Linked DNA regions of Homo sapiens: region 2 is linked to region 1. Evidence: chromatin contacts called from ENCODE Hi-C or POLR2A ChIA-PET data. All regions are on one chromosome and are shown on one strand. The core of a region is the stretch at or near the end of the contact, and the rest is flanking DNA. Distances in the headings are between cores, read along the strand shown.

The links. Hi-C counts contacts between places; a loop is a spot of excess contacts on that map. ChIA-PET counts read pairs that join two places held with the same protein, here RNA polymerase II (POLR2A). Pooled maps may share reads with other maps.
Region 2: a loop to region 1 is called in a map of CD14-positive monocyte, with 2.2 times the contacts of the local background. The contact joins two enhancer-like sites. A Hi-C loop is called at or near these places in 3 of 168 maps with a recorded cell type or tissue (CD14-positive monocyte, mammary epithelial cell and posterior vena cava), 1 of 37 single-sample maps with no recorded cell type and 7 of 50 pooled maps. POLR2A ChIA-PET finds 5 or more read pairs at or near these places in 5 of 52 experiments (GM12878, MCF 10A, PC-9 and 2 more).

What each region holds. Positions count from the first base shown.
Region 1 is chr10:114,018,543-114,023,805 of GRCh38, reverse strand. It overlaps LOC105378492 (a long non-coding RNA gene), which reads right to left. Exons shown (of 3, transcript XR_946332.1): 3 at 1,111-1,301. Among named protein-coding and RNA genes, the nearest start is that of ADRB1, 23 kb to the left of the region's middle. Within about 2 kb of position 2,450, at least 2 of the 41 ENCODE cell types and tissues checked have a DNase peak (open chromatin) inside an H3K27ac peak, as active enhancers do.
Region 2 is chr10:114,062,724-114,068,390 of GRCh38, reverse strand. All of the region lies in intron 1 of LOC124902554 (a long non-coding RNA gene), which reads left to right. Among named protein-coding and RNA genes, the nearest start is that of ADRB1, 22 kb to the right of the region's middle. Within about 2 kb of position 3,875, at least 4 of the 41 ENCODE cell types and tissues checked have a DNase peak (open chromatin) inside an H3K27ac peak, as active enhancers do.

The sequences.
Region 1 (5,263 bases), core at 1,201-3,700:
TATGTAGGATTCTTGCAAGGTGCCTGGCATTTGATACTTAATAAATAGTATTTATTATCATAAAAATTTGTGTTATAAGTGCTATATCTCTAAGAGACATCTTTCCATCAGTGATTGCATATCACATTATATAATATGCCACAAAACCATACAGCTACCAGTAGTCAGCTCGATAAAAGCCAACATTTATCATCCACATTGTCACCAAAAAATTTATGTGAGGCGCTCACCATGTAGAATTACAACTTGCTCACTTGTTTGCGAGTTCTGTAAGCAGTGGGAAATTAAAAGTATGTGTGTGTACGTCAGTGTAAATCTGTTAGAAAAATGCACCATAAAGAATGACATCATTTGGTTTGAAGGCTAAGAAGATTTGGTCAGCAGACGCATGCGGTAGCTCAAGGGAGATACTGGGACTCTAGCCAATAACTTCTGACCTACAGACAAGAGAAGAAACTCTGGGAACTGAAAGGTCTCTTATCACATTTTAATTCAAAAAATAAAATCTTGCACTCCAGAGCCAGAATCTATAAATGGAATAAGATATCAGGAAGAGTGGTGTTCAGTGACAAATAGTGCATTTGGCAAAGAGCATTCCACATGTGGCATCAGAGAAGCAAGGAACTCTTTCCACAAGTATTTCTCCAAGCTTACCATCGAAACAGATGGACGGCAGGAATTTAATGCTGTGCATTGATAGGACAATCTCAATGCCAGGGAACTTTGACACACAGGAGCTTAAAAATGGGGAGATCTATTGACTGATTGGTCCATCCATCCATCCATCCATCCACCCACCCATCCATTCATTTCTATTCATCCATTCAACCAACATTAATTGAATGCACACTCTTTGCCAGGCCTTGGCTGAGAGGCCAAAGCTACAAAGAAGAAAAGGCTCAATTCTATTTCTCAAGGATCTTACAAAGAACTGGATAGGCAGGCACAGTCAAAAAAAGATGCTCAAAATTTGGTGAGTTACACATGGGCTGGATATACAGCAGACTTTAAGTAAATACTATGTGAAAACAATAACAATAAAACACAGATCTGTGGCAAGAGATGCCATTTCCAGCTCTCTCTTGATGATTTTATTTGAGGGTAAAGGACTTTTAGCAGTTTGGGGGGAAAAAGCTGCACGAAGTAGGTGACTCTTGTCTCTTTTTCCAGCCCACGTTCATCATCTCCGGAGAAAACAACTCCTGTGGCTTGAAGCCTTTAATGGAGCCAGTTCTCCCCCACAGGCTGTCTTCACTTCCAGGGAGGGAGGGTTATTTACTGCATGCTTCATCATTGACGATCTGCATGGAGAGAACACAGGAATCACATTCACTTTGAGCCGCTGAGTGGCCTGGACGGGAGCCATCTGTGTGCACTCTTCCTTTATCTCGTGTGTGTGTCGGGGGTAGCCAGGAGTGCATTTTAGAAAGAAATACTTGGAAAAGTTAATGAAACAGCACAAAATGTAATTCCCAGTTCAATATCGAGTTGCCATTTGTTGTTCATTTTAGTTTGTATTTTGTGCGTTTTGCCAAGGACTCACATAAGCTTTGCTTTTTTTGAATTAGGATTATAAATCACGTGGAAACTCTGGTGACATTTAAAAAAAATTGAACGCAGCACCTGTCTGTTTTAAACATTAGCAATGCTGAAATTGGTTTTCATATAACTGTGAGCTATAATAACTTTCACCTACTTGGAATTGGTTTGTAATTTTGACATGAACTGATGAGAGCCAAAATATTGTTAAGCTTCCCCCTGCCTTCCAGACCCAGTTTGGATTTGAGGGATTCTGGAGATTTGTGATTTGAAAGTAATCATTGTAAAACACATCATCATTAATCAAATTACTGAGACCACAGTGTACAGGGTGTTCCATTCCCAGCTTTCGGGAATCATCCCATCAATTCTAATCTGGCCATTGTCACTAGGGTAGACAAAGAATCAATCAAATCAACAAGTATTTATCCAGAGCTTAGTACGCACTTAGCACAGTTCCAGGGTACTATTTGGAAGGAGGGTAGGAGAGGGTAGAAGATGTGTAAGACACATTCCTTCATTATCTGAACAAGCAAGGAGGAAAATGGCAATTGTTTCTTCAAAATGCTGCCTGCCTTGATCATTAGCTTTGAATAGCTGTATGATTTCAAGTTGCAAGGTTAGAAATGTAACTGCTTTGTACTTTCAAAGTGAAATGAGTTATTTGGTGAGAAAAATCCCTCACATTTATTGTACTGGTCTGGTGTTTTCTTTTGACAATTGCTGCTGATTTTGGCAGCATAGGAAAGACCCTACATCCTGTCTGCTGAGGAGCACAACAGTATAGAAAGGGCTTCAAAGGAATTATTTCCCCCCTGGCATCCCCATTGCTGAGTGAGTGGGCAAATGACCAGCAAGGCCCTGCTTGCCAGTTGGTATTGTGCCTCCTCATAAGGAAGCTGACCAGCAGGCAGATAGACAGACATTGATGTTCTGCCCGCGTTCCTGGAAAAGGGGGAAGCGGCCAGGTTACATAATGGTCTGACTTTTTAGAGAAGTCCAGTTTTCCAAAAAATAAATCCACAACTGTGAAGTAGAAGGGAAACTTTCTCCTGTACTGCCAGAAGGCATTTCAAAGCATCTGTAATTATTTTTAACAGTTTCATTGAGGTATAATCTACATAGCAGAAAATTCATGCACTGTAAGTGCACAGTTAAATAAGTTTCAGAAAATGTGTCCATTTGTACAACCATACAACCATCACTACAATTCAGTTTTAGAAAACTTCCAATACCTCAAAACATTCCCTCCTTTGGAGTATTCATCCGTTCTCATGCTGCTGATAAAGACACACCCGAGACTGGGTAATTTATAAAGAAAAAGAGATTTAATGGACTCACAGTTCCACATGGCTGGGGAGGCCTCACAATCGTGGCGGGAGGCAAAAGACACCTTACATGGCAGCAGGCAAGAAACAGAATGAGAATCAAGCAAAAGGGAAAACCCTTTACAAAACCATTAGATCTCCTGAGACTTATTCACTACCACAAGAACAGTATGGGGGAAACTTCCACCATGATTCAATTATCTCCCACTGGATCCCTCCTACAACACATGGGAATTATGGAAGTTACAATTCAAGATGAGATTTGAGTGGGGACACAGCCAAACCACATCACTTGGCTTGTTTGCAGTCAATCCCCACTCTCACTCGCCGGCCCAAGCAACCATTGATCCGCCTTTTGTTTATAAAGCTCTTATGAATGGGATCATACAATATGCTGTCTTTTGTGTTTGGCTTCTTTCACTTAGGATAATGTTTTCAAAGTTCATCCATGTTGTTTCATGTATCAATACTTCATCGCTTTTTATCACTGAGTAGTTCCATTGCATGGATGGACCACTTTGTTAATCCATTTCTCAGTGGATGGATGTTTAGCTTGTTTCCTTTTTTTACCAACACGTCCACTGTCACTGATAATTTTAAGTAAGACATGACACTAACATTAAAATGGAAAATTATCTACTTCCAATCTTGTTATGCATGTCACTACACTAGTTCTGAAAGACTGTTATATTAGTTTCATGCAATATAAACTACATTGGGAAGTAGGAAATTATCAAGTGGATATTTTGTCCAATCAAAACTTCAGTTATGCAAGATGAACAGGACCTTAGAGCCTTGAAATGAGCAAGCTTTCCCCAAAAGTAAAAGAAATTTTCCCAAAGACAGTCTTACTTTTTTCTACCTTACCATATCTGCTTTCTCACTCTTGAAATACTTCATGTACTTTATCCATTTGTGCATTCATTAATTCATTCATTCCTGTTTATTCCATAAATATTTAGTGGACATTTTCTCTGTGTTAAGGCAGGGTGCTAGGTGCTATAGTACATATAAAAAGAAATCAGACATGATCATAACTGGTTCTGTACAGATACCCAAGTCAGTTTTTTAAGTATTTTTGACTGAGACTCACAGTAAAAAGTACATATTACCTGTACATATGTAACTGAGATAAAAGTTTCATAAAATGATACTTCACATTACTGTGTGTGATTCAATATTATTTTCTATCTCATTTTAAAAAATAGTTGATTGCAACCCACTGAACTGATTTTACCACCCACAAATAGGTTGCATCCTGCAATTTCAAAAAGTTTCACTAAAATAGTAATATTTCGGGATAAGGAACAGAGGACAATGCTTACTATCTAGGAGGAACAGAGAACAAGAGGATTGTATGGGAGTTGATGGCGGGGGATATAAAGGTTCAGGGGAGGGCCTACTTAGTGATATAGGTGACCCAACCGCTCTGGAGCCCTGGTTAGTCTGTTTGCATCAGGACTTGGAGCACTATCATCTCAATGAAAAATTCTGTGTGTTGGCAGGTGCGGTGGCTGATGCTGTAATCCCAGCACCTTGGGAGGCCTAGGCAGGCAGATGGCTTGAGCCCAGGAGTCTGAGACGAGCCTGGGCAACATAGCAAAACTCTTTCTCTACTAAATATGGGTGACAGAGTGAGACCCTGTCTCAAAAAAGAGAAAAATCCTGTGTGTTGAAGAATCTAGGCCTCTGTGGCTCAGCAGAGGTGGGTGGCTGGAGAGGGGGCAGTCACCTAAATGGTTCTTGAGAAGAATTTTCTCTCCTTGTTTTAGCTAACAGAAAAAGCCCAACTTCATAAAGCAAATGTGCACTCATTTATTCTAAGTTTACTGTCCTTGGTTTTGATTATTAATCTCTTCAAGTAGCTGAAACTCATAAGAACTGAACAATCTTATGATGCTCCCCAGAAGACAGAAAACTTCTACTGTACGTCTCTCTCTTTCTGAATCGATCACTATCTTAGTCTTAGTCTTGTTTTTCTTTCCTCCTCACCAGTCCTTTCAACATTTCTTCTCTCACCTGTTTTCTCTCAGCTGTCCTTCTTTTTTTTTTTTTTGGAGATGGAGTCTTGCTCTGTCTCCCAGGCTGGAGTGCAGTGGCATGATCTTGGTTCACCGCAAGCTCCATCTCCCGGGTTCACGCCATTCTCCCGCTTCAGCCTCCCGAGTAGCTGGAACTACAGGTGCCCGCCACCATGCCCGGCTAATTTTTTGTATTTTTAGTAGAGATGGGATTTCACCGTGTTAGCCAGGATGGTCTTGATTCTCCTGACCTCGTGATCTGCCCGCCTCAGCCTCCCAAAGTACTGGGATTACAGGCATGAGCCACCACGCCCAGCTCTCTCAGTTGTCTTTCTTATGAAATAACTAAAACTGGGCACTGTCACAGACAGCTCC
Region 2 (5,667 bases), core at 2,626-5,125, 43 kb before region 1:
CTAGGACAGATTCTCTTAGCCTCTCAGCTACTGCTCCTCATTTTTGAGATCTGTCTTTTGCGGCTGCCAGCTGATGTCTTTATTCTGTGCTGGTCATTTTTCCAGCCCTGCAATTTGAAATTACTCATCTGATTTCATGGGTGGCTGGCAAAGGGATCTGTCAAATCTGCATACATTTAGGGGAAACTGAAAATGAAACTACATGCTGGAATTTTTTAAAGTATAGACTTTTCTATAGAGAAAAGAAAAATGTAGAAATACAGGGCAGGGGAGGTAGATATCTGTAGCTACTGGGTGACCCCCCGCCCCCCAAAATCAGTTTCTAGTTCTCCATGCTACCAATACATTTTAATCTATTTTTTAAAAAGTCATTTTGCCTTAGCTCACACCTGTAATCCCAGCACTTTGCGGGGCAGTGGTGGGTTGATTGCTTGAGTCCGGGAGTTTGAGACCCGCCTGGGCAACATGGCGAAACTCCATCTCTACAAAAAATACAAACATTAGCTGGGCATGGTGGCACACACCTGTAGTCCCAGCTACTCGGTGGGGCTGAGGTGGGAGGATCGCTTGATCCCAGGAGGTTGAGGCTGCAGTAAGCTGAGATCCTTCCACTGCACTGCAGCCTAGGTGACAGAGTGAGACCCTGCCTCAAAAAAAAGGCTGGGCATGGTGGCTCATGCCTGTAATCCCAGCACTTTGGGGAGGCCAAGGTGGGCAGATCACCTGAGGTCAGGAGTTCGAGACCAGCCTGGCTAACATGGTGAAACCCTGTTTCTACAAAAATTACAAAAAAATTAGCCAGGTGTGGTGGCAGGCGCCTGTAATCCCAGCTACTTAGGGGGCTGAGGCAGGAGAATCGCTTGAACCCGGGAGGCAGAGGTTACGGAGAGCCAAGATTGTGCCATTGCACTCCAGCCTGGGCAACAAGAGCGAAACTCTGTCTCAAAAAAAAAAAAAAAAAAAGTTATTTTCCCTCATTCTTTCTCGGGTTTGTTAAAATATCCCAGTAGTGTGGTTTGGCAGAAAGAGCATCAGAGCGTAGGCTTTGGAGCCTCCCTGGCCTGCATTCAAGCTCTGCCCATTTGGTCTTTCTAGGCCTCGGACTCCTCACACAGAGATGAAAATAATAACACTGGCATCTCTCTTTATAAATAGCGTTTTTCAAAATCTCTAATCCTCACAAACTACCAACCTATCACTCAGAATCTGTCCATACCACCCAGCAAAAATAATCACCAACAAGTGATGTTCATCCTGAACGGCCCCGACGGGACAGAGGACATGCAAAATACCAGCCTCCGGGGCCTGAGCGCAGCTGCTCTGGAACACAGACTGCTTTTGAAGTGAACAATGCAAGCGCGAGATTGATGTTTGGACAGGCTGACTGTGAAGGCCCTTCCCTCTCTGGGATTCCATGATTCTATGAATATAAATTGTTTTCTAGAAAGAAATTAATGTGTCAAGTTAAATCTGCACCCATTTATACAGAGCCACAAGACTTGACAGAAGTTCCAGTTAGTTTACTGACTTGTTTAAAAAAAACACACACACAGAAAAAACAGGTCTTGCAGCAACTGAGGTTGGACTGCTCCATGGAAAAACTTATCTGTAGCACTACAAACTGCAGAAGAATTTAGAAGGCCTCTGTGCACCGTCCTCAGCCGGTTGCACTTGTCTTCCCTTCTTCAAAATCTCATGTTGGCCATCAAGTTGATGAAGTATTTTCTCCAGGAGACCTTGAGAATTCTTTCTGTGTCATCAGGGCTCCGAACAGATGCATTTCACGGGGAGAAAGGGAACGTTATTGTTATTTGGATTCCAAAAGTGAAATCCTAAGAACAGTATCATCACACAGAATGCATTTTTGAAATAACATTTAAGGAGCGAGTAGGTGCTGGGAAAATAACTTTTATTTACAATGAGAAGTACTATCTGTGGCTAATAACTGCATATTTAATAGTAACTGCATTTCTTATTAAATATTTCAAAGATATTAAAAGAGCTTCAAATAAAAAAAAAATCTAAATGCCAGAAAGAAAAAAATCCTGATCAGTGTCTTTATTGTGATGTCACAGCTTCTCACAGAAAATTATGGACTTTGAATTTTAACTGAGAAAATAGTAGCTCACTTGATATTGTAGGTGTGTGACCAAAACATGATTATACAACATACTTCCATCAATTGAACCATATTGTGCACATTTTCACACTTGATTACATATAATATAATATCATATTTACCTCTATTCTTTGGAGTACAATCAGACTGTAAGTTCTTTGGAAATGTTTTGGTACTTTAGTATTCAGCAAAGGCATATGATGGGCCTCAATAAACACTTAACAATTAGCATTTCAGAGATGTTTTATATTCATTTCTGAGTGATTGTCAATTAGAGGGACTCTCTTCCTCTGTCCTCCAGGTGATTATTAATGATGCAGAATCCAATTTACCAGGGGCTACTATTTAAAGATCTTCTGCTCTAGTGAACTTAATAGTCTCCCATGTCCTAGGGCTCTGTAGATTTGAAAATTTGAATTTCCCTAAATCAAAGGAAATAGTGGAAAAATACTATGAAGGTAAGACCAAGGAAATGGGTAGGGTATAGCTCAGGAAGAAAAGCACATATTCTATCATGCATGAGAAAAGAAAAGGAGTCACGGGCCTGGGTAAAAACAAGCTATTAAAGTTAAAAATATGACCTTTGGTGGACGTATACACAGATGTATCCTTGGATCTTGCATCTTTGTGCATCTTGAGCATTGACAATTTACTCAGGGCATCGTGGCAGAGTGTTGAATCAGACAGAATGAGGCCACGGAACAAATTGCAACCTTCACTCCCCAACTGGAGGATGATTTAGAGAGCTCTGTCTTGACCAGAACCCAGGCTGCCACCACCCTCCTGGCCAAGTGTGGCTTGAATCAGAGAGTCTAGCAGTGGGGTGGAGAGGTGGTGCTTCTGCTTCAGTTTTCGTAAAAGGGCATTTCGTGTCACAGGTAGGAGAAAGAATGGAGTGGTTAAGAGGGTGGGCTCTATGGAAAGTGCCTGGGTTCCTGAAGTCCTATACAGCCATTTCCCAGCTCTGTCTTCTTGGGCAAGTTATTTGACCTTCTTTAAGCCTCAGTTTCCTCATCAGTAAAATGTGACAACACAGTACTTGCCTCACAGTGTTCTCTTAGGTCAAGTGATGTAATGCCTAAAAGCAGTTTGGGTGGTGCTAAATAAAAGAGGAAAAATTAGCTATGGTTTCAAAGCACTCTCCTGAGTTATGCATCATTCTTGAGACGTTATCTTATTTTTCCAATTCCTACTCTAGGACAGGTCCTCCCCCTCCACCAAAAGAGCATTGCTCTCATTTATTAATGTGAGCAGGATGTCCACAGGACATAATTTCCTGAAGGTCAGTAGAACTGCTTCTGTTAACAGCAATCACCCTCCAACTCTGCCTGATTTGCCACTGACTATGGCCCTTCCAAAGTGGAGGTTTAGTAATGAGTTCAGATGTGATTAACGTCTCCTGCTGTTGCTTGCTCTTCCCATTGTTTATGGCTTTCTGTTGCCTAATGGCTACATGTCTGGGACTCCTATTTTTAACAAACATTTAAAACCTGACAGATGACAGCTCTTAGGTTATAATTGTTTGTTAAAAATAGGATTCTCAACAGGCAGCTGTTAAATACAGAAGAGAGACTGAGTTATTAGGGAAGGTCACTGACAATAGTGATTGTTTTGACATGGACTGGAAAGTGATATAACAGAGAGCAACAGAAAATGCCAGGTCAACACCAGTGCTCTCAATCAAGAGAACTAAGGGCCGTCCATTATGCAACAGGCAGATATGGCAGAGGCGGTGCCAAGAATTTGCTTCGATCTGCCTGTACCCTGTTCTGAGACTGAGTGACCTTCTTGGAAGTGGGTGAATTTGCCCTGCTATTTCTGGCAGCAGTTCCGGTTCTCAGGCTCTTTATTCTACCAGTTGCACTTCTAAAGTAAGAAATATGTTGTCTGCTTGATACCAAGGCCCTGGTGCCAAACACATTCTTTCGATGATGTAGGGGAAAGTCCTGCATAAATTGGGCATATGAGGACAACAGGCTGAAACTCTGAAGAAGGAGAGCATGACCTTTTCCTAGCTATTTCTGGGCAACTCACCTGAGCTAATGCATCATCTTTTCCTAGGAGGAGAAAGAATGTGAACACACACACATACACCACTCACACACACACACCACTTATATGGATACACATGCATACATATTTAATAATACTGGAATCTGTATTTTTCTTATCTGTTATTAAGCTATTAAGGTTTAAAATGTGATCTTCAGTGGACGTATGCAGATGTATCCTTGGATCTTGCATCTTTGTGCATCTTGAGCATTTACAATTACTCAGGGCATCATGGCAGTGTTGAGTTAGAGACAATGAGGCCATTATTATATTCATATGATGTCTAAATTGGCTATCCAAAAGAGATATTTATCCTTCAACATGTAAAAAAGACTTGTCATTTTGAAAACCAGCCCAAGGAAAACTGTAGAAATGACTGTTCTCTTCCCCATCATTTGTCTTCTCCTCATCGTTATTTTCCTACTTATTTTGGGGTGTTTTTGGTGTATTAGATCGTTTTCGCATTTAACTTCTAACCTGAAGTTAAAAGTGAAAAGTCCCTCCAACAAGTCCCTTGTTCTCTAACCCTTCCCTGAGGCACAAATCTATTTTCCTAGGTGCTTGGTGGCCATCTCTCCCCGCATCCCCACAGATGCAAGAGTCTTAAACCACACATCCGTTTACTGTGAACTTCCCCAAACTGCTCCTCCACCTGTCTCCCATTTTGAAGTTGATGGCCTTCTCTTGCCGTCTTCTTTAGTTCTTTTTCCACCCATCCATCTCCCCTGTGACCGGGGATTGCTTGTGAAAAAAACTCCAATCTGACCCAGTTATTCTTGTACTTAAAATCTTCAGTGACTCTCTTCCCTATAGAATGAAGTCCAAAATTCTTATTAAGATATATAAACTCCTTCCCAATCCAGCTTTTGCCTGTTATCAGGAATCCTTTCCCACTGGGCCAGCCTGGCAGCCTCTGCTCCGGCCATGCAAATGTTCCTGCTGTCTTTGGAACACAGAACACGTCCTTTGCTCTTTTTTGCCTGCATGCCTTTGAGAGTTTCTTCCTTCTGCTTGGAATGTCCTTTTCATCTGGGCAAAAACAATTCACCACTCAAGATTCAGCCCGTTGGTACCTTGTGGGTGATGCTGTCCCTGACTGTCCCAGCCAGTGTTAGAATCTGCTCCCTCCTTGGGGGTCTCACAGTAAACCCTGCCGAGTTAGAGATTTATGTTGGTCATGCCCTCCTCCAGGTCTCCAGCGCCCTGGGTTTCCATGACCCCATGACCTAACATAGTACCTGGCTTCTAGTTGGAGCTCAATAAATGTTTCTTGATATAAAGATATAAATTAATTAATTAACTTGGATTTCTTTTAAAACCCCTGAGAAAGTGATGAGATTTGCCTTTAAGGAAAGCCTGAACTTTCAAGAATACATCAATGGTTAAAAGTAGGGTAATTACAATTAATCAGAGCTAAGAAAATACCTTAGTGGTTGCCTGGTTCAACCAGCAGCCTTTGCACATTCAACACTGGAGTTACCAGGTATAAAATTGCT